7 separate regions of the Homo sapiens genome follow, and regions 2, 3, 4, 5, 6 and 7 are each linked to region 1. A link is a contact called in ENCODE Hi-C or POLR2A ChIA-PET data. All regions are on one chromosome and are shown on one strand. The core of a region is the stretch at or near the end of the contact, and the rest is flanking DNA. Distances in the headings are between cores, read along the strand shown. Region 1 holds the start of ABCF2-H2BK1 (ABCF2-H2BK1 readthrough). Region 2 holds the start of ACTR3B (actin related protein 3B). Region 3 holds the start of ZNF467 (zinc finger protein 467). Region 4 holds the start of XRCC2 (X-ray repair cross complementing 2). Region 5 holds the start of ZNF862 (zinc finger protein 862). Region 6 holds the start of ATP6V0E2-AS1 (ATP6V0E2 antisense RNA 1). Region 7 holds the start of LINC01003 (long intergenic non-protein coding RNA 1003).

Region 1 (4,163 bases), core at 1,103-3,602:
CCATGAAAGGTAAGTGAGAGGTTGATGATGTGAACATCAGTACTGTTGGGGTGAGAGGCCAGGACGCCAGTGACAGCTCGAGCAGCAGCTTTCTTCATCTCAAAGTCCTCTAGCTCCTTGGTCAGCAAATCTACTTCTGCGGATAGAAAAGCAGTTTGGGAAGATGGCGTGAGACAGACTCGGCTCTCCACAAAGGTCAACGTCCTGAAGGACCAGGCTCCAATCCTGCTGAGCACTCAGATGTTTCCCAAACTTTACAGAGTGCACAATGACACAGAGCTGCCCCGACACCCTGCTTTCCTTTGTTTTGTCCTCCCATATCTGTTTACTTACTCCCATCACTCTTAACTTCTGTCCTCCACTACTGTGGCCAGGAATAAAACTTCCCCACAGCCTGACTTTATTGCTCTTTCTAATTGCTTTCTAAGTCCCCCTTTTCTGAACGCCTATCTGTTACAACTTGCAGACTAATTCTCCTTTCCTCTTCAAACATTTACTTAGTGTCTACCTGAGAAGCAAGTCATAAAAAAAACCCAAGACAGGGTCCTTGCACTCAAAGATGAAACAATTTAGACAAAGAAACAGGAGATACAACATAAAAAGGTAAGTAACACTAAAAGACAGCAAAAGGGTATAGAGAATGGAAATACTGTGGTCAGGTTTGACTGAGAGACGCTTCATTATCTTGAGCTGGGCCTTGACAGAAATGTCAAATGTAGCTAGCAAAAACATGATGGTATTATAATTCAGTGTGTGAAAGGACAGAGATGTGGTGACTATCCAAGAGATAATAAATAGTCTGGATGGAGCAGAAGGCTGTTTAGGGAGTTTTCAGGGGGCAGGGAAGAGGGCTGGGATTGGACTGCCAAGGGCCTGGAATAGTCTTTACCGCATATGGCCATGTTTCCCAGTCTAGACGGTAAGTTTTTGGAGGGAAGACGGTAGTGCCTCAGTGTATAGCACCATGTCTAGCACTTGAGAAATAATAAATATTTCCCAAAATATAAATAACAGAAAGGGAGCTCTCTCCCAGGAAAAACCCCATAAATCAACTCATAAGTTACTCTCTTGTAGGTAGAGCCACTACACCAGTGAGAGGACAAGCTTATTGTATAATGTAGCAAAGAACCTGGCACATTGGTCACCATGCATAGAAATGGAAACTGAGAAAGGGGCAGGGAACTGATCCCCTCCTCACAATCTAATAGAGCAGCAAGGCAGCTCAGCAACTCTCACATCCGCTTGCCACTGAGTATGTGAGAACCTCGTCTTCGGCTTCCTTGCGCAATGACAGGGTGGCACGAATTCCAACTCTACTGATTTGATTCATCATGAAAAGTTGCATGACACCAGATACATTCTCCACTACCCCCAGCATCAAGATTCCAACTCTGGCTGGGGCATGCATTAAGTCTTAGCAACCATCCCCAACTCACCCCTCCCTCAATTCACCTGTGGTCTCTCTGCCATTGGCCTCATTCTTCTCTGCCACCTGTGGTTCTGTGACAACATCTCCATTTTCTTCATGTCCTTTTCTGGGCCGCTGTCGAGCTTTGGCAGCCTCCTTCTTTTTGGCTGCCTTCTTCTTGGCCAGGTCGGAGGGCATGATGATGACCCACAGGGGTAGGTTACTGTTGTTTCAGGGAGCCTGAAGGAAGGCAAACAGATACCCCCAAACCCTAAACTTACTAGTAAGAATGCCTGGGCCCTGCTCCATCCCTCTCAGGAATCTTCGTATCAACATCAAGCCTCTGATGCCCTGGCCTGCCCCCGCCTCGTCTGTTCCAACTTGGTCAGGGTATCCCAAACCAATGCCGATTCTCAGCGGCTCTTCTAATCTTAACATCTCTTCCCACAGGCACCAGTCCCCCACGGACTGCCTCACTTTGGAAACGCTCCTTCTTTCAGGGCCTCCGGCTGGGGACCAGGTTCTGCCCCTCAGCGGAGGTCTCCGTCTCCGGTTTCCCTACAACTTGGCGCTCCGCACTCAGCTAGCCGCCTCACTTTCCGGGCTTCCTCCTCCCGTCCGTCTCGGGCCTCTTCTCGATCGTCCCTCTCCACATCACCCGGCCGTCGAGCCCAGCCTCTTGCCGGGACGCACTCGTCCTCGCCCGCGTGAGTCCCCTCCGAGTCTCCACGCTCGTCACCCCCGGGTCCTCCCCCACCCCGCCCGTCAGCTTCTCTCCCTTAGCCCTATCTTCCCCCTCGCAGAGCCCTCCATCCAAACCCCGTCCCTGCTTCCTCTTCTAATTCTCTTTCCCCCTCACCGGCGGGGACCCTCTCCCTACAGCTCCCCTTCCCCTAACTCACTGGGCCTCGCTGCTCGGCCTATGTCGCAACAGAGCTGCTCCTTAGGATCCTCCGCGTGCGGCCGGCTCACCAGCCAATCACGGCCTCGGGTGGTTCTCGGCGCGCCGCGCTGCCTCCTTGGAAGTGTAGTCCTCAAGTTGCAGCGGCCAAGAGTGAGACCCGCCTTGAGGACTACTATGTATCCCACAGACCTCGCGGGGCCGCGTGACGCCATCAGGATGCGCGAGGCTCGGGGAGGGGGCGGGATTAGAGTCCAAGAGCTCTCTGCTAGCGGGCGCACTTCGGGCGCTGGAAACTGCAAATCCCAGATTGCTCGTTGGATAAACCGGCTGAGCCTTCAGGCTTTACCCCACCTCTCGAAAATCCATTGAGCTGTTGTGGAGTTACGAGTTTTTAGAGCTACCTAACCGACTCAGGCAGCAGGGCGTGCAACTACACTTCCCAGCTTGCCTCAGCGGGAGTAGATCGAAACAATGGGAGAGGAGAGGTGGGAGCGTGAGGGGAGGACTAAAATGAAGGGGGCGCTGGGCAGGGAGGGGTTCCAGAAAGCGGGGCATCGCTGCAAAGATGTTGCCAACGGAATTCCTTCACGAAAGAAAGCGCCTTGGTTTCATTAAACCTTAATTTTAGAGGCTGGTTCATTGTTAAACTTTTAGAAGGTGCCAGACGTTGTTTTGGAACCTCGGCCGCTTAGCCTCCCCGCTGCCGCATTGTTAGGTTTCCACTGAAGCCATGCAAGTTTGGTGGAAAGGGCCCCGAGATAAAAAGGCCCCTTGGCTGAGATTTGTTTTATTATTAGTTAGCCATGCTACCGGGCCCGTTACTTTCCCTTTGAGTCTCACTGTTTAAAATCTCTCACATGACATTTTGGGCTGGATGGTTTAAAAATAAATACAATCTCTCAAGGACTTCACATTACCTACATTGTAAACTCCAAATGTTTAGCCTCAAGTACAAGGCAGGCCCTTTGTGATCTTTGTTACTTCTCCAGGCTCCTGTGCAGCAGAAGCCTCACCATCAGTGACGTTTGGGGCAGCAAAGGAAGCTATTGCTCCCTTTGAGCATATTCTCCAAATGTGGCACCTTTTCGCCCACAGTCCGTGACTCAAACAATGAGAATTAGTTTTTCTTCTCAAACTCATACTTCAGTAGAACTTACCTACTTAAATAGTTCGGAGATTAAGCGTGCTATTTTACACCTGCATGCCTTTGAACATACATTTTCCTAGAATATCCTCCACCAACGAAGTGCCTACTATCTGTCAGGCTCAGATATATGTGCTGGAGTTGCAATGGTGCAAAGTCACTCCCTGACCTCAGGGAGCTCATAATAAAGAAGGAACATGTGAAAAGTAAACAAGCCGGGTGTGGTGGCTCACACCTGTAATCCAAGCACTTTGGAAGGCCGTAGTGGGAGGATCATTTCAGCCCAGGAGTTCAAGGCTGCAGTGAGCTATAATCAAACCACTGCACTCCAGACTGGGTGACAAAACTAGACCCTGTCTCTAAAAAAACAAAAAACAAAAAAAACAGACCTTGACACCATGAAATTAAGTGCCCTAAACGAAGTGACTTTCGTGTGTTGCTGGGGTACCTAGGTGGAGACCTCACTTGGCATAGCATAATTAAGAGCATAACCCCAGTTCTATGCTTCATTGTGTGGCCTTGGGCAAAGTACATGTTCTCCTCTGTAAAATGGGAATATAGTTACAAAAAGAATACAGTTAAATGACTGTAAAACCCTTCTGTATGAAGCAAAAGAGTTATTTATGGGCCGGGCACGGTGGCTCACGCCTGTAATCCCAGCACTTTGGGAGGCCGAGGCCAGCGGATCACGAGGTCAGGAGATCGAG
Region 2 (4,163 bases), core at 873-3,372, 1.5 Mb after region 1:
TAGGCTAGGGCCGTGAAAAAAATGGGAGCTGGGCTGGGAGCAGTTGTACTTGCCTGTAGTCCCAGATACTCGGGAGGCTGAGGTGGAAGGGTCCCTTGAGCCCAGGAGTTCTGTGCCACCCAGAATGATGGATCTGCACTAAGTTTGGCATCAATATGGCACCCTCCCAGGAGCGGGGAACCACCAGGTTGCCTAAGGAAGGGTGAACTGGCCCAGGTCAGAGATGGAGCCGATCAGAACTCTCATGCAGATCAGTAGTGGGACCATGCCTGTGAATAGTCGCTGCCCTCCAGCCTGGGCAACATAGTGAGACCCTGTCTCTAAGAAACAAGCAATAAGAAAAGAAAAAGAAAAGGGACCAAGGCAGGGCTTTGGCAAAACACAAAGCAAGCCAGCCAATCTTTAACCCCAGCCTTGGGCTTCTAAACTGGGATTCCTCCACACTTACTCCTTTTTATTTTCCTCCCATTTGCTTCTCTCTTCAGTTCTCCTGAACATTCTCTAGGTCTGGGCCTTAATGGGTACTTATGAGTTAAAAAAAAGAAATGATGATGGGTTACCTAGGAGTGGTCAACGTATCTATTACTTCTAGGTAAAAAACACAATGTTTTAAGTACCTGTAAAAACAACATGTCTTGGCTGGGCGTGGTGGCTCATGCCTGTAATCCCAGTACTTTGGGAGGCTGAGGCAGGCAGATCACGAGGTCAGGAGCTCAAGACCAGTCTGGCCAGCATGATGAAACCCTGTCTCTACTAAAAATACAAAAAATTAACCGGGCATGGTAGTGGGTGCCTGTAATCCCAGCTACTTGGGAGGCTGAGGCAGGAGAATTGCTTGAACCTGGGAGGCGGAGTTGCAGTGAGCCGAGATTGCGCCACTGCACTCCAGCCTGGGCGACAGAGTGAGACTCATCTCAAAAAACAAAACAAAACAAAAAAATACATGTTTCCAGAAAGCTCCTAAAAAATTAGTATCAAGAATTTACGATCGGGCAAGAAGCAGGAAGCAAGTGGCAAGTGGGACTCTCAGTACCTTTATAATATAGTAGGTGGTGTTTGCCTTCTTTGGTTTCAGTAAGAACTTTTGGGCGATCATCCCATCTTCGACACTTGAAAACATTTTCCAGGAGTGATCTTGGTGTGGTTTACTCAGTCTAAGGCCATTCATTCCTTAAGGCTGGCCAAGCATTTGTTTTGCAGATTTTTCTTCTTAGAAAAATTTAGGCCGTGTTAGGTATAATAATTCCAACTAATTTTTTTTGTTGTTTTTTTGAGACAGACTCTCGCCCTGTTGTCCAGGCTGGAGTGCAATGGCGCGATCTTGGCTCACTGCAACCTCCGCCTCCCAGGTTCAAGCGATTCTCCTGCCTCAGCCTCCGGAGCAGCTGGGATTACAGGCACCCGCCACCACGCCCGGCTAATTTTTGTATTTTCAGTAGAGAAGGGGTTTCACCATGTTGGCCAGGCTGGTCTGGAACTCCTGACCTTGTGATCCACCCTCAGCCTCCCAAAGTGCTGGGATTACAGGCGTGAGCCACCGCGCCCGGCCAATTCCAACTAATTTTTTTTTTTTTTTTTATTATATGGGGAAGGTTACTCAGTCATTCAACAAACATTTGGGCACTTCCACAGGTACACCAAATACTGTGCTAAGCACCTGCTGCTCATCAATAGTGATTAAGACAGACTCAAGCCCTATCCTAGAAGATTTGATAGTCCAGTAGGGGAGGCAGACAACAAATACATAAATATAAAAATATAAACACTTTGCTTTAAGGGTTAGGAATGAAACCAACAGATTGTTGAGACAGAGGATACAGTACCGGTAGGGGACATAGTCAGGGTGATCAGGAACAACTTCCCTCGCAAGGTGACATTCGAGCGAAGACTTACAGGAGGAGAAAGGCGCCAGGCCTCGGAAATGGGGTCACGTTCATGTAAGTCAGTTAAAAATAAACCCCAATCTCTCCAGCAGCAAGGTTGGACGTATGGGGCCAAGAAGCCTCGCTGCCAGCACTAAAGATGGCGCGCCGGAGTGGGGGTGGGGGTGTTGGGGGAGGCGGGGCGTGCGCGCGTTCTGATTGGCCGACCGGGGAGTGACGTCACGTGTCGGCCGCCGAGCATCCGGGCTCCCGGCAGCGGCGCTGCGGCGGCTCGCGGGAGACGCTGCGCGCGGGGCTAGCGGGCGGCGGAGCGGACGGCGACGGGGCGCTCTCGGGCTGCCGGCGGGGCCGAGCGCCGCGCGTCCCGAGCATGGCAGGCTCCCTGCCTCCCTGCGTGGTGGACTGTGGCACCGGGTAAGAGCAGCTCGGCGCCCACCCCCGCTCCTCCGCGGCCCCGCTCCCGGCCCCTGGCGTCCACCTCGCCTGGAGGTCGAGCTGCGTCCGTCGCCCCGGGCTTGAGCCCCGCGATCACCTGGGCAGGTGGGGCGCCGGCCGCCGCTTCCCTCCAAGCCTTGCCTTGACGTCGTAAAACCCCCTCTTCCCTGCCGGGAAGGGCCACAAGAGGAAAAGCACGGAGGGTAGGGACGCGGTGCCCACTCTGAGCGAGCCCGGCGCTCCTCGCCTCCCCCGCCCACGTGGCCGGGCCCCTGGACCCGCAGCCCGGCTCCGGCCGTCGCCGGGGTGGACACCCTGAGGGACACCGGGAGCGCGGGATCTCCCCTCCTAGGAATATTCGCCAGCGTGAGGCACAGATCATCACTGCAGATCCTTTAACGTCACTCATCTCCTAGTGAACGGTGTCCCTGCCTTCCAGCGTTCTCAGCACTGGCCCTCGTTCTGTCCCCGCGTGTGCGTGTCATTCCTCCTGGCTGAGGATTCTTTACCACCTACTTGTGGAGAGAATAGCATCGATCTCCCAACTTGATACCATTTTTACTGCCCTCCCTGCGCTTTTCCAGTATGAAATGGCACACTCAGGCCAAGCTGTCCCTTTGGTTTGCATAGATTTGCCTTTTCGCTGAAAAATGATGTGTTTAAAAAGACTCCATTTTGAAAAATACCCTAAATTTGGGAGAGCATGTTTGTGGAATTGTGGTAGAGGTTTTTGTTTTTAACTTTTTGAGTGTGACCACTTCTTTCGTTGCCGTTAAGCTATTAAAAAGAGATCTTAGGAAATGCCCTGAAGTATCGGTGACCCAAGTTAGCTGGTTGTAGTAAGGTGATTGCTGAATCCATGTAGCTGGTAGTTTGGGAATACAAGCTTGCCTGCCTGCGTTATGGGTGTAGTGCTTAGTAAAATAGCCTGGAAGTAAATTTGGTCTCTTAGCGATTTTTTTCAAGAAGGGATTTTAATCATTTTTGCCACAAAATGTAACATGGCATGTTCACCTTACCCTTGATTCTTTTCTATAGAAAAATGCACTTGGTTTGGTTTCCTTGACAACCTTGTGGGGGTGCCTTCTTTAGTTTGCTACAGTCCATCTCCTACTGTTAGTTCCTTCCTTTTGCTGCTGAAGCGACCAGAAGTGGTTGTGGACTGGAAAAATCCTCTTTGCTTGTGTGAATTCTTTTTGAAATACACGTCATATCAAGCTTTGTAGCTCTTTATTTTAGAACTTGCTTTTCTACCTAAAACACAAGCCAAAATCAGCGTTGTCGATACTACAGCTCCCCTCCCTCAATTATTGACACCCTTAACTCATGCCCTCCCCCAATGGGTTCACCTCAGGTCCCCTCAGGTCTGGTTGTGTCAAGAGTGAAACCAGTGGGTGAAAGTATTTTTCATTTCCACATTTGCATGTGAGATTTTTGCTTTGTAGTTTTAGTCTTGCAGAACTATTAAAATATAAAGGAATTCTTGGTAGTAGCAATAAAATAATGCTCACAGAGTTGTCATACCTTTAAGATTAGTAAGTCGTGGACCTTACTCATCTTTCTTGCTATAAATACCTAAAATGTCGTGCTCAGTTTTGACCTTTTGAGGTAAGTGATTAATGTAACTTGGCTAACTTGGAGATTCAACTTCTATAGATCATTGTTTTGTGGCCCAAAGTCATGCTTCAGAAGTTGGTGTCAAGACTTAGAAACGGTGGCAGGGAATCTCCATATGAATTCCCCATATCGAGTGTATGGCCAGAAGGAGCCTGAAAGAGCCCGAATTTACCAACTTGAGCACATCAGTAGTTCTTACATTTCCCAGAGAGCCAAAATGATTTTTGG
Region 3 (4,163 bases), core at 1,232-3,731, 1.5 Mb before region 1:
TCCCACGCCAGCTTCCACCTGGGCCCTGGCTCTGCCCAACCTCTCCCTATGGGCTCTTCCAGGAGCTCCAAAGGTGACATCCCCAGGTACAGCTGGGGGAAATTTGGGAAACTGGGTTTAGAAAGCCAAGCCAAGAGATCTTTGAAGGTGGCCCAAGAAGGCCTTGAAACGATTTCTGTCAGCTCTGGAAACCAGCCGCGCCACCCCCTCACCTGGCAGGTCTGTCACCGCCAACCCCGGCCCATCAGCACCGCAACTCCACGCCCCAGCGTCCTTGCCTGGGAAAGTGCAGGCAAGATTCGATTCTCTGGGGAGAGGCTTGAGGGTGGGAGCCCAGGGTGGGGAGTGGGAAACTTCATCTCCCAGGTCCTCCAGCTGTCACTGCCCGAGCTGGTGAAATAGGAGCCAGCCCAGGGGCGGGAGTGAGTGTCACTTTAGGGGTACTGCTTGGGGAGGTCCTCGAGAGGATCCTCTTGTAGCTAGAAAATGATCGCCTCTTCCTAAACCCCTACCACAAAACCACCTCTCACCCGTGCCGGGCTGCCCAAGGCCCGGACACCGCCCCTGCTGCCCCTTCCCTGCTCCGCCTTCCGCGGCTCCCCCGCCCCTCCCCCAGCAGACTCCCCTCCCCCATCTCCCCGGCAGCCTTCCCTCTGCCCCGCCCCTCCCGCTCCCTCTGCCTTCCGCCCTCTCTCCCCTGCGAATCGGGCCGGCGCCTCGGCTCCGCCCCCGGCCCCGCCCCTCAGGCTCCGCCCGCCCGAGCCCGGCAGGGCCAACCCCTCGAGGCCCCGTCCGGGTCGGCCCTCCGCTGCCACCGCCTCCCCTGACCCTACGCTCCGGGCCGCCTCGGCGGCAGCGCTCCCCTCCCCCTCTCAGACTCCAGGCTGCCTTTCCCTACCCTCCCGGTTCTCCCCCGCTCCATCTCCCTCCCCGGCTGCACACCCTCTCCCTTCCTTTCCCCCTCCTCTTTTCCTTCCTCGCCAACCCCCGCCCTCCTCCTCTCAGCTCTTTTCCCCAACCCAGTTCTCCTCTCCCCTCCCTCCTCTCCTCCCCCACCCCGGTTTCCCTTCCTTCTCCTTTCCTCGCCTCACCTCGGTTCCCTTCCCCTCCCCCTTTCCAGCCCTCCCCCACGTCTCCCCACCGCCCTCCCCCTCCCCCCTCCCTTCTGCAGCTCTCCTTCCCCTCCGAGGCCCCCGCCTCCCTTCCCCCTCTGTCTCCCCAGCAGGCTCCAGCTTCGCTTCCCTCCCCGTCCCCAGTCCCCAGAACCGCTCTTCCCCTCCCCCCTCCCAGGCTGCTTCCCAGCTCCCGGGTCCTCCGGCCCCCAAGCCTGGGGGTCTAGGGCTGACCCGCTCTCTCGGGACCTTCCCGCGGGCCCTGCCCTCCCCACTCCGTCTCCCCTCCGAACACCCCTCCGCGCCTCTCTTCTCCGCCGCGGCGCCCCCTCCCTATTTCTGCTCCCCTCGGACTTCTCACCCCTCCCAAGTTTTCCTCCCGACGGGACCCTCAGCTCCACCTCCCTGCCCCGCCGCCCTCCCAAGCAGCTCCGATCGCCGACTTCATTCCAGGTCCCGGCCCCCTCCCCAGCTCCGGGGCTCACCTGTCAGCGCCCTCCTCTCCCGCCCCTACCGAGTGGCCCGGTCCCCAGCGCCCGCTTCTTCCTCCCCTTCCCCCTCGGCCCCCTCCCACACTCCCTCTCTCCTCCCCTCGGGGCCCGTCGTCCCCCTTCCCACCTGCCTCCCGCCCGACCCCCTCCCAGCCCCCGCCCTTCCCTCCAGCCCCCCCGGTCTCCTCTACCCCCACAGCCCTCACCCTGCCCGCGCCGGCCTTGCCCTCCCTTCCCCCCAGCCCCCGACCTCCCCGGACCCGCGCCCCTCCCCCACGCCCGCCGTCCGCGCCCCTACCCCCGGGGCTGTCACCTGCGCGGAGCCGGCCGTGACCCAACCGCGGCGCTGAGGGAGACGCGGGCGGGGCCGCCTGCAGAGGAGCCTCCCCGGCCCTTACCTGGCTGGCCGGCCGCTCCGCCCGCGCCGCGGGGACCCAGGCGCCCGGGCCTCCTGCCCCGCCGGCTCTGCTCACAATGGCGCTCGCCGCCTGCAGCTCGGGTGCTGACGGCCTGAAAGACTGACAGACTGACAGCCCCGAAACTTCGCGGGGAGGAGAGGGATAGACGCGCGGGGAGTCGAAGCCGGGAAACGGCGCCTGCAAGGGAGGAGGGACCGAGGGAGCGGGCGGAGAGCCCCGGCGCACCGGGCTGGGGGAGGCAGGGGCAGGGGGTTTCAGGAGTGGGGTCCCAGGAGGGAGCACCGTGGGCTTAGGTGGGCAGGTGATGGTCCTAAGGCTCCGAGCCTGGAGTAGGTGTGGAAGTGGGAGCTCAGGACGGGGGAGGGGAGGGGAGGGGAGGGGAGGGTGATGGGAGAGGGGGTGGAGGAGGGCGAGGAGGCTGGGGAGGACAGGCACTCGGGCTGCGGGGAAGGGTGCCAAGGGAGGGTGCTCGCGGCCGCGGAGGGAGGAGCCGGGGAAAGGTGGAGCGCGAACGGGTGGGGGGGTGGCGGGGAGGAGTTGGGGGAACGAGGAGGGGCCGTGTCGGGGGGGAGCCAGCGAGTCGTGCGCTGCCGTCTCTAAGTCGCCGGTGCCAGCCGGGTGTGCAGCGCCGCGCTCCCGCGGGAGGACGGCCCGGGGGGTCGGTCTGGGAAACTCCGGCCCCGCCCCCATTCTCCACCCGGATTCCACCCCGATCCACCCAGACCCGCAGCCCCTCGCCTGGAGTCCCGAGGACCCGATTCGAAACCAGCCGCGGGAGCCGTGGGGGCAGGCGGGAGAGAGGGCTGGGCCCCTGTGCTTGCGAGAACGGGTCCTTCGAAGTAGAAACTGGGGAGAGGACTTTAAGCCAGGTCCCCTGGGAGAAGGCCGGGCCAGGTCGGGAGCTCCAGGGGGCAAGGCTGGGACGGGGCTGGGCGGAGATTCTGAGGGCGGGGTCCGGGGGAGGGTCTGGGAGGGGGCTGCAGAGAGGGGAGGGCTCTATGGGCGGGAGACGATTGCTGGGGGGCCTGCTGGCCCGGACACCACCTGGAGTTAGATGTGGAGGGCAGCCCTCAGCCCTCAGCCCTCAGCCCCAGCTCCTCAGGGGACTCCACTCGCCCTCCCTGCCCAGGTTACGAGGTTTCTCCTTGGCCTTGTTCCCGCTGCGCCCACTCCTGAAAGCTCCGGAGATGCTGAAGTCTGGACTGTTAGTTCCCGGTCTCCTCTCCATGAACTTTCTCCAAACCCCTGGGTTCCAGCTTCCTCCCTTCTGCCCCTTTACGGGAAAGGGTGACTGCAACTCGGGTCTCTTCCCAATCCCAGTGCTGCCTGATCAGCCCCGGTTTGAATCCAGAGCTGAGTGAGGCTGGGAAGGGGAGGGTGTGAATGGCCCTTGAGCTCCTGCTACCACAGCCCACCACAAGGATGAGTGCCTGGAAGAGCGCCCATCACTCGGGCTCAGCTGTGAAGGCTCCTCTGCCTCCAGGATGAAGGGAGCACCTGGAGTAGCATGTGTCACTGTGCGTGCTGGGGTGTGGCCGAGCACCTGTGCCGGTGTTGTGAGACTTACAGTGAGAGTGTGCATGTGTGTAAAACAGGAAAGGGGGGTGTCTGGGTGTGCGTGTGGCTCTTTCTGAGGACTCCAGAGCAGGAGTTGATCCCAGTCATCCGTGACCCCCTGAGAGACTCACTCTGGGCCCTTTTTTGGCCCTGGGACCAATGGTGAACCCAGGAGAAGGAGAGCCCGGCCCAGCTCTGGTTAACAGCAGCCCCCTTCCTCCCCTAGGTGGAATGACTCTACAGGATACTCGGAGGGATATCAGGTTTAGGAGACCGAGGGGTGTGGAGTCGGAGCCAGGCTGCATTCCAGCCCGGGTGTCCGGGTGTGCTCAGAGCTCTGCTGGGACCAGGGTGGACCCCGGATTCCCCTGTGGAGCCTGTCACTGCCCCTCCCAGCCGGATTCTCGGATTATTTCATCCGGCTTAGCTCTGCCCCAGGGCTGGGGGAGCTGGCTCCCCCGCCCACTCCTTCCAGAGGGTCCTCTCATTCCTCAGCATAGGCTCCCCAGTTCTAGACCCCAGAGACTCTAGGAGACCCTCGAAGAAGGAGACAGGGTGGGCCCAACCAGCCACACATAATCATC
Region 4 (4,163 bases), core at 498-2,997, 1.4 Mb after region 1:
CTGAGGTCAGGAGTTCGAAACTAGCCTCGCCAACACGGCGAAACCCTGTCTCTACTAAAAATACAAAAGTTAGCTGGGTGTGGTGGCGTGTGCCTGTAATCCCAGCTACTTGGGAGGCTGAGGCAGGACAATCGCTTGAACCCGGGAGGCGGAAGTTGCAGTGAGCTGAGATGGCACCATTGCACTCCAGCCTGGGCAACAGAGCGAGAGTTCATCTCAAAAAAATATATATTTATATATAAAAAATATGTTTATATGTATTATATACTTTCTATATAATCTATATTATAAATATATTTTTAAATATATATTTATATAATATATTTTTAAATATATATTATATATAAATATATTTTTAAATATATATTATATATAAATATATTTTTAAATATATATATATCTATGGTTTATAACTGTAGCCGTTCTTATACTAAGCAGTGGTTCTACTCTTTAGGAACAGGGATTATCAAACTATGGCCAGCAGGCTAAATCCAAAAAACAAAGCTTTATTGGAACGCTGCCATGTGCCTTTATTTATCTATGACTGCCTTCCCATTAGAACAGCAGAGTTGAGTGGCTGTGACAGAAACGGCATGGCCTGCAAAGCCTAAATATTTACCACATGGCCCTCCACAAAAATGTTTGCTGACTCTTTTGAGATTGCTTCCTCTCTCATCTGCATAAAAGATCCTTCATACCCTGCCCACTGCTCAGCGCTTACTTCCCAACCTATTGTCCCTCACTCCCTTTGTTCCAATTTTACAGAAATACTTGCAGTTATCTAAATTAGCCATGCTCTTGCTTAATTCAGAATCCATGTACTCCCGACTGTCTCCGCTCTGAATGTCATCCTCTCCTTGCCAAACCATTTCAAATGGTCCTTGAAACTTCAGTCATCTCCTCCTGCATCTTCCATGATGCCCGCCCCTCTAATGGACAACAAACTTTTGTGCAATACTGTAATTCTTACAGCAGCCTCCCTTACTAGTTCTTTAATGGCAGAAGTTATGTCTTTTGTTGCTTACTCCTATCCCTTAACACGTAGTTGACACACAGTAAGTGCTGGACACTTGGTTCAATTCTTGAGGGGCATCCACCGGCTTGTGTGGCTCTGGAGCTACCTGGGCTGGAAACGAATACTAGGGGGTGGCGAGGGCCAGCTGCCCTAAGCAGAGACACGTGGGCTACAGGGAGGTGAGGCAACCTCCGCAAACACCACCTGTTCCAGAAAAGCTCCAAATGCTCCAACGGGCGACCCCTCCCCTTTTCTAGCTTTTCTTGCATAGCTTGACATTTCCAACGGTAGTTAATTTGTGAGGGGTTTTTAGACCATAACTCTTGGGAGGAGAGACCTCGTATGTTATATCGATCTGGGCAGGCAGCAAGTCTTCCAAAGAAAGACTTCCTCCACCTCCGCCCGGTCCTCCCACCTCGGAGGACTCCAGGCTGCCCAGGGGCGGACCCCTGGGGCCCAGGTGAGAGGTGGCAGAGGGTGCCAGCATCGCGGGCGTCTAGGCCGAGAGGCCGGTCCCAGCCCGGCCAGGCCGCGCCGCCCCAAGCCTCCCAATCCCCCGGGTTCCCTCGGCTCCCCTCGCCCACCGGCGGCCTTGTTCCCATCTCCCTCACTCCCAACCCGGCGGCTCTCACCTCGGTCCCAGACTCAGCCCTATGGAAGGCACTACACATCGCCCCGAAGGCTCGGCGCAGGAGAGACTCAACTTTCCCGCCACCAACGCCATTCACCAACTGCGCAGACTCTACGGCCAGTCAAACCCGCCCACCCGCGCGCGTGCGCACTGCGCCAGGCCGCGGCCGGGGAGGCGGGAGCATGCGCAATAGGGTGTGCGGGCCTCCCCGCCCCGCCCCCAGTTCCTGTGACGTCAGACTTCCGCGTCCCCCGCGGCGCTCTCCCGCGTCCCCTTGGAGATCGCTCCGGGGTGGCGGGGACAGCTGGTGCTTTTCTTGTCTGTTGTAAACTTTGGTTCGTTATTATTATATTAGGTAAAGCTGGTCTTATGTATTAATTTGTTTAACCATTAAAAATAATTGTATTGCACAAGCAGGCCCCTTTGTCCGTTCTCGGGTTAAAAGCCTCTGGCTGTGTGTGCGATTCATGGTTAATTCTGGAAAAAAAGAGAAAAGTATACTGTATTTAAAAGAATTTTTAAAATATACCGAGCCTGTGGATTTATCAAGTTGCTTTTTGAGGTAGGCAGGAGGATCACTGGAAGTCGGGAGTTCGAGACCAGCCTGGCCAAAATGGTGAAACCCCGTCTACAGTAAAAATACAAAAATTAGCCAGGTGTGGTGGCGCATGCCTGTAATCCCAGCTACTCAGGGAGGCTGAGGCAGGAGAATCGCTTGAACCAGGGAGGCAGAGGTTGCAGTGAGCCGAGATCGCGCCATCACACCTGAGCGGCAGAGCGAGACTCTGTCTCAAAAAAAAAAAAAGACAAAAATTTGGATATAGTAGCATTGGCCATTATTATCAAGATGACAAAATGTTTTCTGGAATGAAAAAGTTTCATGCAAAGATATACTTTTCACCCACCTAGTTTAGTTTTCAAAAACGCTAGGAAAGAGCATATACCAATGAAGTATTTCTCATGGGTAATATTAAAGTTGCTCATTTTGTAAATTGGAATGGTTTTGGTTCCAAGTCACAGAAAACCCAACTCTTACGTCCTGAAACAAATGGGCTTTACCGGGTGACATCACTAGAAGTCCAAAGGTAAGACAGGCTTCAAGGTTAGTTTAATTGAGAGGCTTGATGAGGCAAACAAGTACCTCATTTCTTTTTACCTCAGATTCATGTTTTCTACCTTGGCCTCTTCTCTACGTAGGGCTGCGGGCCCGTATCTGAAACATTAACAACCATCAGGAATGAGGTTGGTCTGGTTAGCTTAGGCCTGAATCGTGTGCCCCACTTACTTTTCTTTTTTTCTTTTTTTTTTTTTTTTTGGAGACGGAGTCTCATTGCACTCTCGCCCAGGCTGGAGTGCAGTGGTACCATCTCGGCTCACTGCAACCTCTGCCTCCCGGGTTCAAGTGATTCTTCTGCCTCAGCCTCCCAAGTATCTGGGACTACAGGCACGTGCCACCACGCCAGGCTAATTTTTGTATTTTTAGTAGAGATGGGGTTTCACCATATTGGCCAGGCTGATCTCGAACTCCTGACCTTGTGATCTGCCTGCCTCGGCCTCCCAAAGTGCTGGGATTACAGGCGTGAGCCACCGCGCCTGGCCCTGTGTGCCCCACTTCTATCCGGAGTAGAGACATATTTTTTCAAAGCACACAGGCCTTGTGGAAAGGTGTGGAGAACAGTAAATGACAACAATAACAACAAATTGTGAATCATTAACAAGAGGAGTGGGAGTGGATGCTTGGGAGGCCACCTCTACCGTCTTTTTTTTTTCTTTTTTCCCTTTCCTATGGTGCTGAACCACCTATATCTTCATTACACCCTCTGTAATGAGGATATGTGTATACCAAACCACATGTGTAGGTCAACCCCCTCGTCCAATTCCACACACTTCTATACAAAGTAAATATTTCCTCACATAGTAAATCAATATTTGAGAAAGGAGACTTTACAATTAAATAGCTGCTCTAGGCTAAATTAGTTTTTCAGTCTCCACACTGTTCCTAATGAAGAAGACATGTCAGCTGAACTAGTTTAGTCCATTAAGTGCACACCTGTTCGTGTGAGTGCAACATGGTTTTGAAATCACTTCAGTTTTAATGCTCCGGAAACATCACTTCTCGTTTAAAAGGATACTTGAAGCGCTCTCACAAACTGCTGGTAGGCATGAAAACATACGGTCTTTTTGGAAAGGAATTTGGCAATATCTTTTTTTTTTTTTTTTTAATTAATAGAGATGGGGTTTCGCCATGTTGCCTAGGCTGGTTTACAACTCCTGGGCTCAAGTGATCCTCCTGCCTCCTAAAGTGCTGGGATTACAGGCATGAGCCACTGCACCTGGCCGATTTTGGCACTATCTAACAAAATGACGCATTTATTAACTTTTTCACTCAGCAATCCTACTTCTAAGAATTTAGCTTGAAGTCATACTTCCAACATTGCAAAAACGTGTATGCAAAAAAAGCATATTGCAGCATGGTTTGTAATTGCAAAATCTTGGAAATGGCCTAAATGTTTATAC
Region 5 (4,163 bases), core at 766-3,265, 1.4 Mb before region 1:
TGGTGCACGCCTGTAGTCCCAGCTACTCAGGAGGCTGACACAGGGGAATTGTTTGAACCTGGGAGGTGGAGGTTGCAGTGAGCCAAGATTGAGCCACTGCACTCCAGCCTGGGTGACAGAGAGAGACTCCATCTCAAAAAAAAAAAAAAAAAAAAAAGTGTTCCTATCCCTAGGAAGGGCCCTCGATACCCTGTTCCTAGACCCTCCTGATTTCTCAAGGACTTGGTTCCTTGCACTATCCCCCTTTGAATCATCAGTTTCCTTCCCATCAACACAGAAACAAGATCTTGTGACTCATATCTTAGTCCTACTGCTTTGATTCCCCATTTCCCCCTAGATACTGCTCCATTTTTCTTGGAAAGATGGAAAACCTTTTATGGAAAAATGTGTCAAAAGAATGATTTACCCTAGCTGTCCTCCAGTTTTTTAACCCCTAAAAGAGAATCTGTTATAAAGACATGGATAACTCATGGGCAGAAATATAGCTCTTCAAGGTAGTGATATAGTCGAGGTGGTGAGTGGCAGGCCACTTGGAATCCACAGAGTCCTCACTCTCTGCCTTCTCCTCCACATTTCTTGTGTCTCATTCTTTTTTTCAGTAATGCAGACTCCCCTACACTCCTCGAACGGAATTTAGGTCTATTCAACCTTGGCCAGAAGAGCAGAGCTGGATAATGGAAAACGCTTACTTGAAGCCTGTGTAACATGGTGAAACCCTGTCTCTACTAAAAATACAAAAAAATTAGTTGACCATTGTCTTAATCTCTATGTGCTTCTGTAACAAAATCCCTGGAACTAGGTAATTTATAAATTATGGATACTTATTTCTTATGATTCTGGAGGCTGGGAAATCCAAGATCAAAGCACCAGCAGTGTCTGTGTCTGGTGAGAGCCTGGTCTCTGCTTCCAGGAGGGCACCTTTTTGCTCTGTCCTCACATGGCAGAAGGCAGAGGGGCAGAAGGGCAAAGGGCCTAGCTAGTTCCCCCAGCACGCATGTGGTCACTAACACCTTCATGAAGGCACATCCCTGCCCTGGCCCCCTAAAAGTCTTTTTTTTTTTTGAGACATGGTCTTGCTCTGTCACCCAGGCTGGAGTGCAGAAGCGCCATCCCGGCTTACTGCAGCCTCGACCACCCAGGCTCAAGTGATCCTTCCACCTCACAAAATTATTTTATTTTTATAGAGATGGGATCTCTCACTGTGTTGCACAGGCTGGTCTCAAACTACTGGGCTCAAGTGATCCTCCTGTCTCAGCCTCCCAAAGAGTTGGGATTAGAGGTGTGAGCCACCGCACTTGGACAAAACTTCTTATAAGGACACTAATCCCACCATAAGGGCCTGACCCTCACGACTTCATCTAAACCTCCCAAACGCCCCATCTCCTGGGAGGGGAACACCGGTCAGTCCATTGCACCTCCTTTACCTGGCAGACCCTACCTCTTGCTTTAATTCTGCTGAGGCATCACTTCCGCAGGAAATCCTTGACTAAGCACCTCATATCCCCCACCGCTTCACTCTAAGGTGACAACGCGGGCTTTAATTCATGTTTTGTGCTTACCTCTTTCATAGCCCTTGTCTCTGTTTTGTAATTATCTGTTTCTGGTCTGATTCCCTAATAGATCGTGAGTTCCTTGAAGGCAAGGCCTTTGTCTCATTCAACTGTGTTCTCCCAAACCCTAGAACACGGCCTGACCCATGGTAGGCAACCAATGATACTTTTTGAGTGAATAGAACAAAAAGTATTGCCCTCCTTAATAAAAGAAAACCTAGAACTTCAAGGCTGACATTGGCCTTCGCGTAGCCCAATCAGAGCGCTTTGCCCTTGCTGCAGAGGACTAAAGGACGCCACGCCGCCGTTGCCTAGTAACTGTCGCCGGAGGGAGGCGGGGAGGGTCGCAAGCGCGCCGCCGGCGTCCAATCAGGACCTGCGTTCCGGGAGCCAATAGCAGCTTCGAGAGCCGCTCACCTAGAGCGGACTACACTTCCCGTCACGCCCCGCCGCCTGGGGCTGGGCAGTGACCGTAAAGCTGTTCGCTCGGTGCGACGCAAGTCTCAGCTCAGCGCGCTTATCCTGGGTCCACCGGCGCTACCGCCCCCCGACGTGAGAGAGCGAAGTTCTTGGGCCGCGCTCCCTCCCTACCTGGGTGCCCTCCCCCTCCGGGAGCCTGGGTCCCCGGGGCGGTCGCGGCGGCTGCATCCTCAGGCCAGGCCGCGGGGGGAGGGGGCGGCACGGGCCTCCGAAAGCGGGGCCATGGAGCCCAGAGAGTCGGGGAAGGTAGGACTGGAAGGCCCGGGGGCCGCCCGCTCCCTCCCGAGGATCCCCGAGCCGGGCTCGGGCGAGGCGGGGCGGCTCGGGCGGAGGCCCCGCAGATGAGCCAGGCTTGCAGGGAAGGACTCGCCGGCCCGCCCTCTCTTCCCGCACTTCGGCGCCCGACCCCGGGAGGGTGGCGGAGAGGAGCGGACGCTTCCGTTCGGTGTCCGCGCATCCTCCCCGAGCTGCCGAGCGTCCGCTGGGTCGATGCTGGGTTGGGTGACCCCCGAGTGGAGCGATGCGAAGGTGCTTCCTGTTTTCCCCACCACCTTCGGCGTTTTGAAGAGGCCCTGCTAAGGCTTGGAGTCTGGATCGGACGCCAGTGGGAGCTGCAGGGTGGGACGCTTGAGGGCTTGACCCTGCCTAGATCCTCCTTACCAAGAAAGGGCTGAAAAGAGAGGGCATCTGGCATGCTTTTTGCCACTTCTGTTTCTAGGTTATGTACTTCATGGAATATCTGGGCATTGCTTAGAAACCTGTGTCATAAATTGGCTTTGGGCAAGAGGCTTTGAGTTGGAAGAAAAGGTGGAAAGAAAGTGCTTGGGGGCGGAGTTCAGGGATTTGACGGGATTGCCAGCGCTTCCAGGCCGTGTCATCCAAGACCAGTGTGGTTGTGGGCACATTAGCTTGGAGACAGTGGCAGCCTCTTGGGACTAACATCTTTCTGGATGTTGTTTGCTGCCAGTTCTTGAGTATTGTTTCTTATTTGGCACAGAGGAGAATTCTCTCAACAAACGTTTTCGACTGTTTATTGAGTCCCTTAAAAAACTGTCCATTTAATAAACATTTGTGATCTGTGATTTGCATTGAACGAGATGCTGGAAGTATGAGGATAAATAGGAAATGATCACCTTTCTCAAGGAGCTCTCCTGCAGTTTTCACTTCAATAACTTGGACACGCCTGAAAGGGTTGTCCCACACGAAAAGAGAGAAAAGGATAATGAGGTTCTTTTGATGCTGTAGTTTTTCCTGGGAAGACTAGGAAGGACTCTGAATTTCAAAAGAGGTGATTTCTCGCATGAGCATCTCTTCCATCCTCCCTCCCTCCACAAGCTACAGTGATGCATGTAGCAGACACGGCACCTACAGAGTACGTGGTCCAAGCCAATAAAGCTCAACAAAACCCAAGCAAAGATGGAGCTTATGGCCCTTACCCTTTGGAAATATCCCCAGATTGGTTTAGATTGAACCTGAATTTGAATAAAGAGAAGCAAAATGTAGGGGGAAGAAGGATTATAAAATATTGGGATTGATATTGGTATCAGTGATTTGAAGTTGATTTCCAAGCTATTCTGTTCAGTCAGAGGCTTTCTTAGCCTTTAACGGGAGAAGAGAAATACGGTCATGCGCTGTATAACAAGGTTTCCATCAACACCGCTCTCACGTACAATCCCCTGAGACTACAGTGGGGCTGAGAAATTCCTATCACCTGGTGACATCTTCATGATCCTGACCCTGTGTAGGCTTAGGCTAATGTGTGTGTTTGTGTCTTAGGTTTTAAGAAAGCTTAAAAAGTAAAAAAAAAAAAAAAAAAAAAAAAAAAAAAAATTTAAAAATACAAAACCTCATAGAATTAGAATATAAAGAAAAATACTTTTTGTTGATGGAATGGTTTGCTGGAAAATAAAAATACAAAAATATTTAAAGAAAAATATTGTACAGGTGTACAATGTGTGTTAAGCTAAGTGTTATTACAAAAGAGTCAAAAGTTTAAAAAATTAAGTTTATAAAGTAAAACAGTTACAATAAGCTAGGGTTAATTTATTATTGAAGAAAGAAAAATTTTTGATAAATTCGGCGTAGCCTTAGTGTGCAGTGTTTATAAAGTCTACAGAAGTGTTCAGTCATGTC
Region 6 (4,163 bases), core at 638-3,137, 1.4 Mb before region 1:
CATTTCACTTTACAGCTGTCATTTTCTACAGAGGATTTTTTTTTTTCCAGAACAAAATTCAAAAAGTCCGTCTTTTTTGAGCTATAGAACTTTCGTGGTGATTTTTTTTTTTTTTTTTTTTTTGAGACGGAGTCTCACTCTGTCCCCCAGGCTGGAGTGCAGGGGCACAATCTCGGCTCACTGCAAGTGCAAGCTCTGCCTCCCGGGTTCACGCCATTCTCCTTTCAGCCTCCAAAGTAGCTAGGACTACAGGTGCCCGCCACCATGCCCAGCTAATTTTTTTATATTTTTAGTAGAGACGGGGTTTCACCGTGTTAGCCAGGATGGTCTCGATCTCCTGACCTCGTGATCCGCCCGCCTCTGCCTCCCATAGTGCTGGGATTACAGGTGTGAGCCACTGCGCTCAGCCCTCGTGGTGATTTTTTGAAGGCCTGTATGGACATACTCTTAACTCTATCTCCTGGATGCCAAGTGCACCCTTATCCTAGGCCAGTGTTCTCAACAATGTACACACTCTGGATGAGAAAAATAACCATTGTTTACAATCCAGCTAAAATCTCACCTCCTCCAGGGAGTCTTCCTGGATTTCTCCACCCTCTGAATTCTCATAATGGGCATTTGGCTACTTTGATCACAGGGCTCTTAGAACTGCGCTGTCCAGCATTATGATTTTACCAGAATATATCACTCCTCAACTACTTTAGAAACCCCTCGAAGGCTAGGATGGTATTTTATACCTAACAGTTTGGTGTCATCCCACGCCCACCTCCAACTTACATGAATGTTGGAAGGATGGATAGGGAGGTTTCAACTAGAGAACGGAGAAGGGCGGATGTAACTGGTTCTTGATTTCAGAAAACAGCCAGGAGCACACATGGCTGACGGGGTCAGTGCAAGGACAGGCACATTTCCCTTCTGCATCACGTGGGGACTGCGCCTCCCTATGTCATGAAGCCAGGGAATATGTGTGGCCGGCCGCTTGGGGTAGCACTTGTTGCTAGAGATACCGCCTGGAGGCCACTGATCTGTAAAAGGGATCTCTACAGAAGATAGGGATTTTTGATCGCCAGAGAAGAAGGGATATGTGAGATCCAAACGCCGAAGGAGGAAAGCAGGCTCCGTGGTCTCTTCCAGCCCTGATGGAAGAAACTACCGAGCCTTATTATACTAGGTGCTTTCCACATGCCTATTCATTTAATCCTCCAGCAACCTTGTAAGAAGGGCCATCCCATTTTATATTTAAACAAACCTTAACTACTGACGCAAGGAGTCAAGGATCTAATCCCAAAGCCTCTGCCTGGTTCGCTGCAGATGGATGTCCGCGAGGACGCCAGCCCTCCGCCTCCCGCCGGGTCCCTGAACGCCGGCCCGGCCGGTCCAACCTCATTCCGCTTCCCGCCATCGAAACGCGAAGCCCCCGCCTTCCCCCAAACGTCTCAGCGCCGCTGGGGCCTTTCTGGCTGCGCCGCCTCCGACCCCAGGCCCCGGTCCGCGCCCGCCGCTCGCTAGTCCTGGGAGTGAGGAGAACGCGTGCTGAGGACCCGGCCAGAGGGACAGCGGGGACCGCCCTCCCGCTGCGTCTCTGAAAGCGAGGCCGTTCCTCCCGCGTCCGACCCCCGCGGGGCCGTCAGGTTCGGGGCGGCCCAGGCTGCGGGTCCGCAGGGCGCTTCGGGCCGAGCCGGCGCGGCGCGTGAAGGGCAGGGGACGCCCCGAAAGACCGCTGGGGTGGGACCCCAAGCTCCAGGGGTCTTTGGAAATAAGAATGCGGCGTGACGTTGGCTGTGCGGGCGCGGGGCTGACGCGGACCCTATAACCCATCGCCGAAACCGGGCGGCCGCGCCCCTATTCCTCGGCATTTCTCTCTGTCCGCGGCCCTGCTCAGCCAATCAGCGAGTGGGCTCCTAGGCAGGTCCTGAGTGACAGCGCGGCGGGCTGGATCAGGAGATGCGCGTGCGCGGCCCGGCCCGGCTGATCGCTTCGGGTGCTCGACTCCTGTTGCGCATGCTCAGCGCGCTGCCCGGCTGGGGACCCGCGCACCTGCAGCGCCCGCTGCTCGGCCCTGCATCCTGCCTGGGCATCCTGCGCCCGGCCATGACGGCGCACTCATTCGCCCTCCCGGTCATCATCTTCACCACGTTCTGGGGCCTCGTCGGCATCGCCGGGCCCTGGTTCGTGCCGAAGGGACCCAACCGCGGGTAAGGAAAGCGCGCAGGCCCTGCAGACCTCTCCACCCCGGCCCCCTGGCCCGGCTCGCCCCTCCGCCCCGGGGCGGCGGCTTCCTGCTCTGCAGCGAGCGTCCGCAGGAGGGACGCCAGGACCCCGGACGCCACCTCTGAGGTCTCTCTGCACCTGGGTCTCTGACAGCCGGGAACAGGCAGGAGGTGGGGCGAGAGGGCATATCCAGAAGGTAAAGAGGAGAGTGACATTGGAGATGTCTGTCACCCCTCCTGCAGCCAGTAAAGGGCACAAGTGGGCACTGACGCAGTTTCTCCACTCCTTGCTAGCTGTGTGACCTAGAGCCAATATCAAGTCTCAGTTTCTTCATGGGTAAAATGGAGATAATGTCGACTCCTGCCTTAAAAGGCTGCTGTGAGGATGACCTGCGGTAACGCATTTAAAACACCTACCAGTGCGTGACACTTTGTAGGTATGGGATAAGTTTAGCTGGCGTTATTTTTCGAAGGTCCTCTAGCAGATTGCTGCGCCATTCACCAGTTTCTGCTTCATATTATCTTCAGTTACAAAGCACCCTTCCCTTGACTGCATGTTCCCAGGGGCTGGAGTTTGTCCAGTTCACCATTGTCTACTCAGTGCCCAGCCAGGACTGGCACAACCTGCTTAGTAATGTTGAAAAAGGGATCGCGTGCTCCTGTGTCCAGCACCAGCTTGCAGTGCTTTAGATCAAAGATCAAGGGCCTCGTTTGGATTAGAGTTAGCTTTGCCCAAAGGCCGTTTGGACATGTGAGTGCTGCCTTTGTTCTTAAAGACAGGCAGGGTTTGGGATCCCACAGCTTCACTTTGTAAACCATTTTCGTGTCTTGCGTCTCCTGCTATTCTTGGTGAGTTCTTGCTTCAGTTTGACTGAAATTTCTTTTGCTGCACTTGAAGCATCTGTCTCTGGTCTTCTCTGAGTACACGCAAAGTGGCTAGTCCCTGTTCTCTTTGTAACAACTCACTGGGCCTCAGAACTGGCTCACAGTCTGCCTGCTTCTTGCCCTGTCTTCTAGCCTATTGTTTTCCTTCCCCTTGCTCCATGAATTTTGAATTCTACAGACCACTCCCTGTTGGGTTGCCACAAATGCAGCTCTGTGCAGTGCCTTTCCACAACACGTCTGCATTAAGATGGAGCAATATTGGGTGGTAGAGAAGGGAAATGAAGGGAAGGATTCTTAAGGCAACTTGGATGTGGTCAAGGTTGGCCTCTCTGTGAGGTGACACTTTCAGTTTTTATTTTCTGCCTTGCTATTCTTACCCTGAGTAGAACTCAGCCTCCTGTGTCCAGGAGGCATCAGGAAGGCCAATGGAAAAGAGCTCACACCAGGAGCTCTTCTTGCTCTGGTCCTGGCCAGGCCTTGTGAGGTGCTGGCTGCATTTGTTCTGACCCGTGTCCTCTTCTGCTGCAGAGTGATCATCACCATGCTGGTCGCCACCGCCGTCTGCTGTTACCTCTTGTAAGTACTACTCTCCCCAGCTCAAAGTCAGCCAGTTCCTTTGTCCTCCCTCCTTTCCTCCTCACCCTAGCCTGCTCTTCCTTCTGTCCTGGTAGTAAATGCCTCTTGAAAGGCTGAACCTATAAAACAACAGGAGTGGAGGTGGTGTGGAATGGGAAAGAGAGCAGTGGGCCAGAAGTCATGAACCCTGGGCTCTGGATCTGGCTCTGCCCCCAGAGTTCTGGCCCCCATGGGCTGTAGTTTTCTCACCTGGGCAAGGAAGGAGGCAGGCCACCTCAGTGCTGTCTGTGCCTGACTGGGTCACCTGGAGTGATTGTTCAAACACAGTTTTCAGGCTGCACCCTACACCCATGAAATTACAACTCTCGAGATCTGCACTTGGGAATTCCTGTTGTTCATGAATGCCCCCAGGTGACTGGAATGCAGCCATCTTAGAACCACTAGGTGAGAGGCCAGACGTGGCGGCTCACGCCTGTAATCCCAGCACTTTGG
Region 7 (4,163 bases), core at 1,664-4,163, 1.2 Mb after region 1:
GTGAAAGAGCAAGACTCTGTCTCAAAATAAATAAATTAATTAAATTAAATTAAAATTAAAAAAATTAGCCAGGTGTGGTGGTGCATACCTGTAGTCCCCACTACTTGGGAGGCTGAGGTGGGAGGATCACTTGAGCCCAGGAGGTCAAAGCTGTAGTGAGCCGAGATTGCACCACTGCACTCCAGCCTTGGAGCCTTGGCAACAGAGAGAGACCCTGTCTCAAAAAAAAAAAAAAAAAAAAAAAAAAAAAAGAAAGAAAGAGAAAGAAAGAGAAAGAAAGAAAAAAGAAAAAGAGGCCAGGTGCAGTGGCTCATGCCTGTAATCCCAACACTTTGGGAGGCTGAGGTGGGCAGATCACTTGAGGTCAGGAGTTCGAGACCAGCCTGACCAACATGGCGAAACCCTGTCTCTACTAAAAATACAAAAATTAGCTGGGTGTGGTGGCAGGCACCTGTAATCCCAGCTACTAGGGAGGCTGAGGCAGGAGAATCACTTGAACCTGGGAGGCAGAGGTTGCAGTGAGCCAAGCATGGGCGACAGAGTGAGACTCCATCTCAAAAAAAGGAAAAGGAAAGGAAAGGAGGAAGAAACGAAGAAACGAAGGAAGAAAGGAAGAAAGAAAGAAAAATAAAGAAAAGAGAGAGAAGAGGGAAGGGGAGGGGAGGGGAGCAGGGAAGAGAGGAGAGGCTGGGCCCAGTGGTTCACACCTGTAAGCTGAGGTGAAGGAGTTTGAGACCAGCCTGGCCAACATCGTGAAACCCCATCTCTACTAAAAATACAAAAATTAGCCAGGGTTGGTGGCACGTGCCTGTAATCACAGCTACTCAGGAGGCTGAGGCAGGAGAATCGCTTAAACCTGGAAGGCGGAGGTTGCAGTGAGCTGAAATCGCACCATTGCACTCCAGCCTGGGCGACAGGGCAAGACTCCGTTTCAAAAAAAAAAAAAGGAGAAAGAAACAAAGAAAGAAAGAAAAATGCCTCCCCAAGGTGACAGACGAGCTAAGCCAGGCGAAAAGTCTAAAGAAATTCAAGTGCAAAGGCCCTCTGGCAAAAAGGTCTTGGCAGAAAGGTGGTCAGTGTGCCTGCTGCACTGAAACTGCTCCTGTAAGGCAGGGATCCTATAAGGTAGGCCTTGAATGTCATGATGGGGAGCTCGGTTAGGACCCCCATGATAGGTAGGAAGGCAGCTGGAAAGAGCAGTTCTGCCATTTTTACGGATACATTCATGAGCCATGATGGGTCGTCCTGGTGGACCTCTGGAGCCTGACCTGGGTCCACGTTTGAGGTCTCCGACTTTAGTGACCCTGGGAAAGTTACTTGAGTTTCCTCATTTGAATAGCCAAGGGTTTCTCGTGTTTGATGCCAAATGCCTTGTGCGGGGATTGGCTCCAAACCTCAGCCTCATCAGTCAATTTATCCTTACGTTCAAGAGCAGCCATTTACAAAACGAGCTCAGAAAATTAAAAAAAAAATACAAACTTTAAATCGCCAGAATACTGCATAAACTAAAAGTAGGCCGGGCGCAGTGGCTCACGCCTGTAATCCCAGCACTTTGGGAGGTCGAAGCGGGCGGATCACCTGAGGTCAGGAATTCGAGACCAGCCTGACCAACATGGAGAAACCCCGTCTCTACTAAAAATGCAAAAATTAGCTGGGCATGGTGGTGGGCGCCTGTACTCCCAGCTATTTGGGAGGCTGAGGCAGGAGAATTGCTTGAACCCAGGAGACGGAGGTTGCAGTGAGCTGAGATCGCGCCACTGCACTCTAGCCTGGGCGACAGAGCGAGACTCCATCTCAAAGCAAACAAACAAATAAAAACAAAGTAAAAGTAAATTCCCCAGGCAAAGCTGATTATATTGCTGGGATAATCGACTTTGTCACTGCAGTCTCACTTGGTACTTTAAGAAACTCCATCTTGATCCTAGGTCTGGGTCGATCTGGGCGTTCCTGCTAATTTTCTGTTTTAAAAACCTAAAGCAATAAAAATGTTGATATTGACATTTATCATTTTTATCCTCGCCCTCTGCCTTGTTTTGCTGGGAGATCTGTTCCACTTGGCTGAGTTTAGGGAGGGCGGGGAAGCGGGGGAGAAACCGAGGCGCAGGGTGGAGAAAGGGAGAAGCCTTGCAGACTGAACACATGAGAAAACCTGGAGAAGGGATTCGCTGCTGCTTATTTCAGGGAAGAAAACCGAGAAGTGAAGCACAGAGGGGTCAGGTTCCGGGAGCGGCGGGAAGGTTGTAGGGGGCCCCAGGGCAGGTCCTGGAGCTCAGGCAGCCGGCACCGGGAGCCCAGCTCAGGCTGCGGGGTGCAACCGGGCAAGAGCGCTCGGGCTGCCGAAACGGGAGGAGATCAGAAAAAGGAGAGACATGGAAAAAAGGAGAGGAAGAGGAGCAACACTCAAGAGGGAAGGAAGAAGGCAGACACTGAGGAACGCCCGCAGGAACCCGCAGACAAGCAGAGAGCCGGGCTGCGCTGGGAGCGGGGCCCGCGGAAGGGGCGGGGCGCCAGGCGGCTCGAGGCCAATGGGAGGGCGGGCCGGGGCGAGGGCGGGGCACTAGGCGAAACGACGCCAATGGGAGGGCGGGCCGGGGCGAGGGCGGGGAATTAGGCGGTGCGAGGCCAATGGGAGGGCGGGCCGGGTCCTCTGGGCTGAGGCGGGGTGCCAGGCGGCACGAAGCCAGTGGGAGGGTGAGTTAGGGGCAGGGGCGGGGTCCCAAGCCAATGGAAGGGTGATACCGAGAGGGCGGGGCGCCAGGCGGCGAGAGAGCCAATGGGAGGCCGAGCCGAGGACCGCGGGCGGTGGGCCTCCCCCCGAGAGGAGGGAGACCCGGAAGGCGGTGGGGGCGGGGAGTGGAGCTGACAACCTGTCAAATCCACTTTGGGACGAACTAGGTCACGCGCTCCGCGGGTCGGGCACCCCCGCCCGCCAGGCACGGCCGCGGCTCCTTCCTCTTCCTGCCCGCGGTAGTGGGGGTGGGGCAGGCCTCGGGACACCTGCCTCCGCCGCCGGCCGCCGGCCGCCGTCCTCGCGCGGCTTCCCGGGCGGCTCTGCCCCGACCGTAGACTCCCGGCCCGCTCGCCGCGGCAGGAGCCGTGGTTCCGCGGACCTGGGCGCGCTCTCTCCCTGGCCACTGGGAGACCCCCCGCGGCCTCGCGGGGAAAACCTCGGGACTGCCCCGCGCCCCCGGCCGTCTCTGCGTCGCTCCTTCTCGCCCGCGACCGTGGACTCGTCCTCGCGAGCCTGGGTTGGCGGAAGCTGCGGGGGCCGGGGTCGCACTACTTGGCGCGGAAGGGCCGGCGGTGGGCGGAGGGATCCCCGTCCGCGGGGTGAGCCGCTGGGCGGAGCCGGGAGGAGCCGCGAGGATCCGCAGTGGGGAGCCGGGAGGAACCTGGCGCCGGCACCCACCCGCCGCGCCCACGCGTGCCGCGGTCGCTTGTTTCCCGCGGGAGCCCGGCCGCGCTCGGGGGGAGGCGCGCGCGCAGCTGGGGCTGCCTGGGTCTAGGAGCTCCGGAGCCACCGTTTTGTGCCCGTGGAGCCGCGGGGAAGGCGCACGCGCTCGGGTCTTCCCGGCGGGTCGTCCTGCACTTTCTCCCTCTCCGGTACGGACCGCGGCGTTCTGTTTCCAGGCAAAGGAAAATAAGTCAAAGACTCAGAAGGCAGCCTGAATCCAGGGCCTGGGATGCAGGGTTTGCTGGAACGCCAGCCGGTGCGATCGCGCCCCTGGGATTCCGCTTAGCCCGCGCGTCCATTTCCCTGCATGGTGGACTCAGTAAAGCCGGATCTGTCCAACGCCTGCAGCGTGGATGTGGAGGCGGACTAATCAACTAGTGCTCTGTTATTATTTCTACCCATCCCTTTTCTCCATGCTAATTTGCTTAGAACTTTAACATTGAATGGACAGCAAATGTCATGTTCTGTTTAATTATCACTCCTTGACCATTATGTTAATTTCTTTCCCTAACAAGGTGACGCATTGTTTTAAGTAACAATGACCAACTCATCTACTCTTCTTCCAAATTGTGTAAATTGAAGGGTAAAATGTGGGAAAACGCTAAATTTGAATGCTAAATTTGAACATTTCACACAACAATAATTTGAAATGCTTCTTTGCAATATTATGGCGTTTCGGAACAGATAAAAATACTTCATTTTCAGACAT

What was found. A loop is a pair of places that touch in the nucleus more often than their neighbours do. ChIA-PET counts read pairs that join two places held with the same protein, here RNA polymerase II (POLR2A). Pooled maps may share reads with other maps.
Region 2: a map with no recorded cell type shows a loop between it and region 1 (16-fold over the local background). The contact joins the promoter of ACTR3B here to the promoter of ABCF2-H2BK1 in region 1. A Hi-C loop is called at or near these places in 2 of 37 single-sample maps with no recorded cell type and 7 of 50 pooled maps.
Region 3: a map of CD4-positive, alpha-beta T cell shows a loop between it and region 1 (19-fold over the local background). The contact joins the promoter of ZNF467 here to the promoter of ABCF2-H2BK1 in region 1. A Hi-C loop is called at or near these places in 2 of 168 maps with a recorded cell type or tissue (CD4-positive, alpha-beta T cell and naive thymus-derived CD4-positive, alpha-beta T cell) and 8 of 50 pooled maps.
Region 4: a loop to region 1 is called in a map with no recorded cell type, with 15 times the contacts of the local background. The contact joins the promoter of XRCC2 here to the promoter of ABCF2-H2BK1 in region 1. A Hi-C loop is called at or near these places in 2 of 37 single-sample maps with no recorded cell type and 10 of 50 pooled maps. POLR2A ChIA-PET finds 5 or more read pairs at or near these places in 1 of 52 experiments (H1).
Region 5: a loop to region 1 is called in a map of B cell, with 36 times the contacts of the local background. The contact joins the promoter of ZNF862 here to the promoter of ABCF2-H2BK1 in region 1. A Hi-C loop is called at or near these places in 6 of 168 maps with a recorded cell type or tissue (B cell, CD4-positive, alpha-beta memory T cell, CD8-positive, alpha-beta T cell and 1 more), 4 of 37 single-sample maps with no recorded cell type and 16 of 50 pooled maps. POLR2A ChIA-PET finds 5 or more read pairs at or near these places in 3 of 52 experiments (A673, Panc1 and activated CD4-positive, alpha-beta T cell).
Region 6: a map of uterus shows a loop between it and region 1 (10-fold over the local background). The contact joins the promoter of ATP6V0E2-AS1 here to the promoter of ABCF2-H2BK1 in region 1. A Hi-C loop is called at or near these places in 2 of 168 maps with a recorded cell type or tissue (naive thymus-derived CD4-positive, alpha-beta T cell and uterus), 1 of 37 single-sample maps with no recorded cell type and 10 of 50 pooled maps.
Region 7: a pooled map shows a loop between it and region 1 (12-fold over the local background). The contact joins the promoter of LINC01003 here to the promoter of ABCF2-H2BK1 in region 1. A Hi-C loop is called at or near these places in 1 of 37 single-sample maps with no recorded cell type and 7 of 50 pooled maps. POLR2A ChIA-PET finds 5 or more read pairs at or near these places in 1 of 52 experiments (activated CD4-positive, alpha-beta T cell).

Annotation. Positions count from the first base shown.
Region 1 is chr7:151,224,853-151,229,015 of GRCh38, forward strand. ABCF2-H2BK1 (ABCF2-H2BK1 readthrough) reads right to left here and starts at 2,353. Exons shown (of 17, transcript NR_160983.1): 1 at 2,311-2,353; 2 at 1,453-1,648; 3 at 1-136. It overlaps ABCF2 (ATP binding cassette subfamily F member 2), which reads right to left and starts at 2,353. Exons shown (of 15, transcript NM_007189.3): 1 at 2,311-2,353; 2 at 1,453-1,648; 3 at 1-136. The coding sequence starts at 1,606. RefSeq lists a silencer at 2,130-2,189 and enhancers at 2,290-2,339, 2,450-2,529.
Region 2 is chr7:152,757,630-152,761,792 of GRCh38, forward strand. ACTR3B (actin related protein 3B) reads left to right here and starts at 2,123. Exons shown (of 12, transcript NM_020445.6): 1 at 2,123-2,297. The coding sequence starts at 2,254. It also overlaps the pseudogene RN7SL845P. RefSeq lists enhancers at 1,765-1,924, 2,925-2,974 and silencers at 2,175-2,694, 2,455-2,749.
Region 3 is chr7:149,771,107-149,775,269 of GRCh38, forward strand. It overlaps ZNF467 (zinc finger protein 467), which reads right to left and starts at 2,482. Exons shown (of 5, transcript NM_207336.3): 1 at 2,002-2,482. RefSeq lists silencers at 409-498, 509-828, 839-988, 1,925-2,104.
Region 4 is chr7:152,674,394-152,678,556 of GRCh38, forward strand. It overlaps XRCC2 (X-ray repair cross complementing 2), which reads right to left and starts at 1,748. Exons shown (of 3, transcript NM_005431.2): 1 at 1,648-1,748. The coding sequence starts at 1,686. RefSeq lists silencers at 1,135-1,224, 1,525-1,994 and an enhancer at 1,225-2,069.
Region 5 is chr7:149,836,360-149,840,522 of GRCh38, forward strand. ZNF862 (zinc finger protein 862) reads left to right here and starts at 2,016. Exons shown (of 8, transcript NM_001099220.3): 1 at 2,016-2,276. The coding sequence starts at 2,253. RefSeq lists a silencer at 2,092-2,551.
Region 6 is chr7:149,871,975-149,876,137 of GRCh38, forward strand. It overlaps ATP6V0E2-AS1 (ATP6V0E2 antisense RNA 1), which reads right to left and starts at 1,888. Exons shown (of 4, transcript NR_027040.1): 1 at 1,250-1,888. ATP6V0E2 (ATPase H+ transporting V0 subunit e2) reads left to right here and starts at 1,995. Exons shown (of 4, transcript NM_145230.4): 1 at 1,995-2,195; 2 at 3,624-3,671. The coding sequence starts at 2,092. RefSeq lists silencers at 1,522-1,731, 1,762-1,841, 2,252-2,431 and enhancers at 1,794-2,762, 2,092-2,231.
Region 7 is chr7:152,461,211-152,465,373 of GRCh38, forward strand. It overlaps LINC01003 (long intergenic non-protein coding RNA 1003), which reads left to right and starts at 2,914. Exons shown (of 1, transcript NR_027387.1): 1 at 2,914-4,163. RefSeq lists a silencer at 2,546-3,565 and enhancers at 2,838-3,339, 3,340-3,839.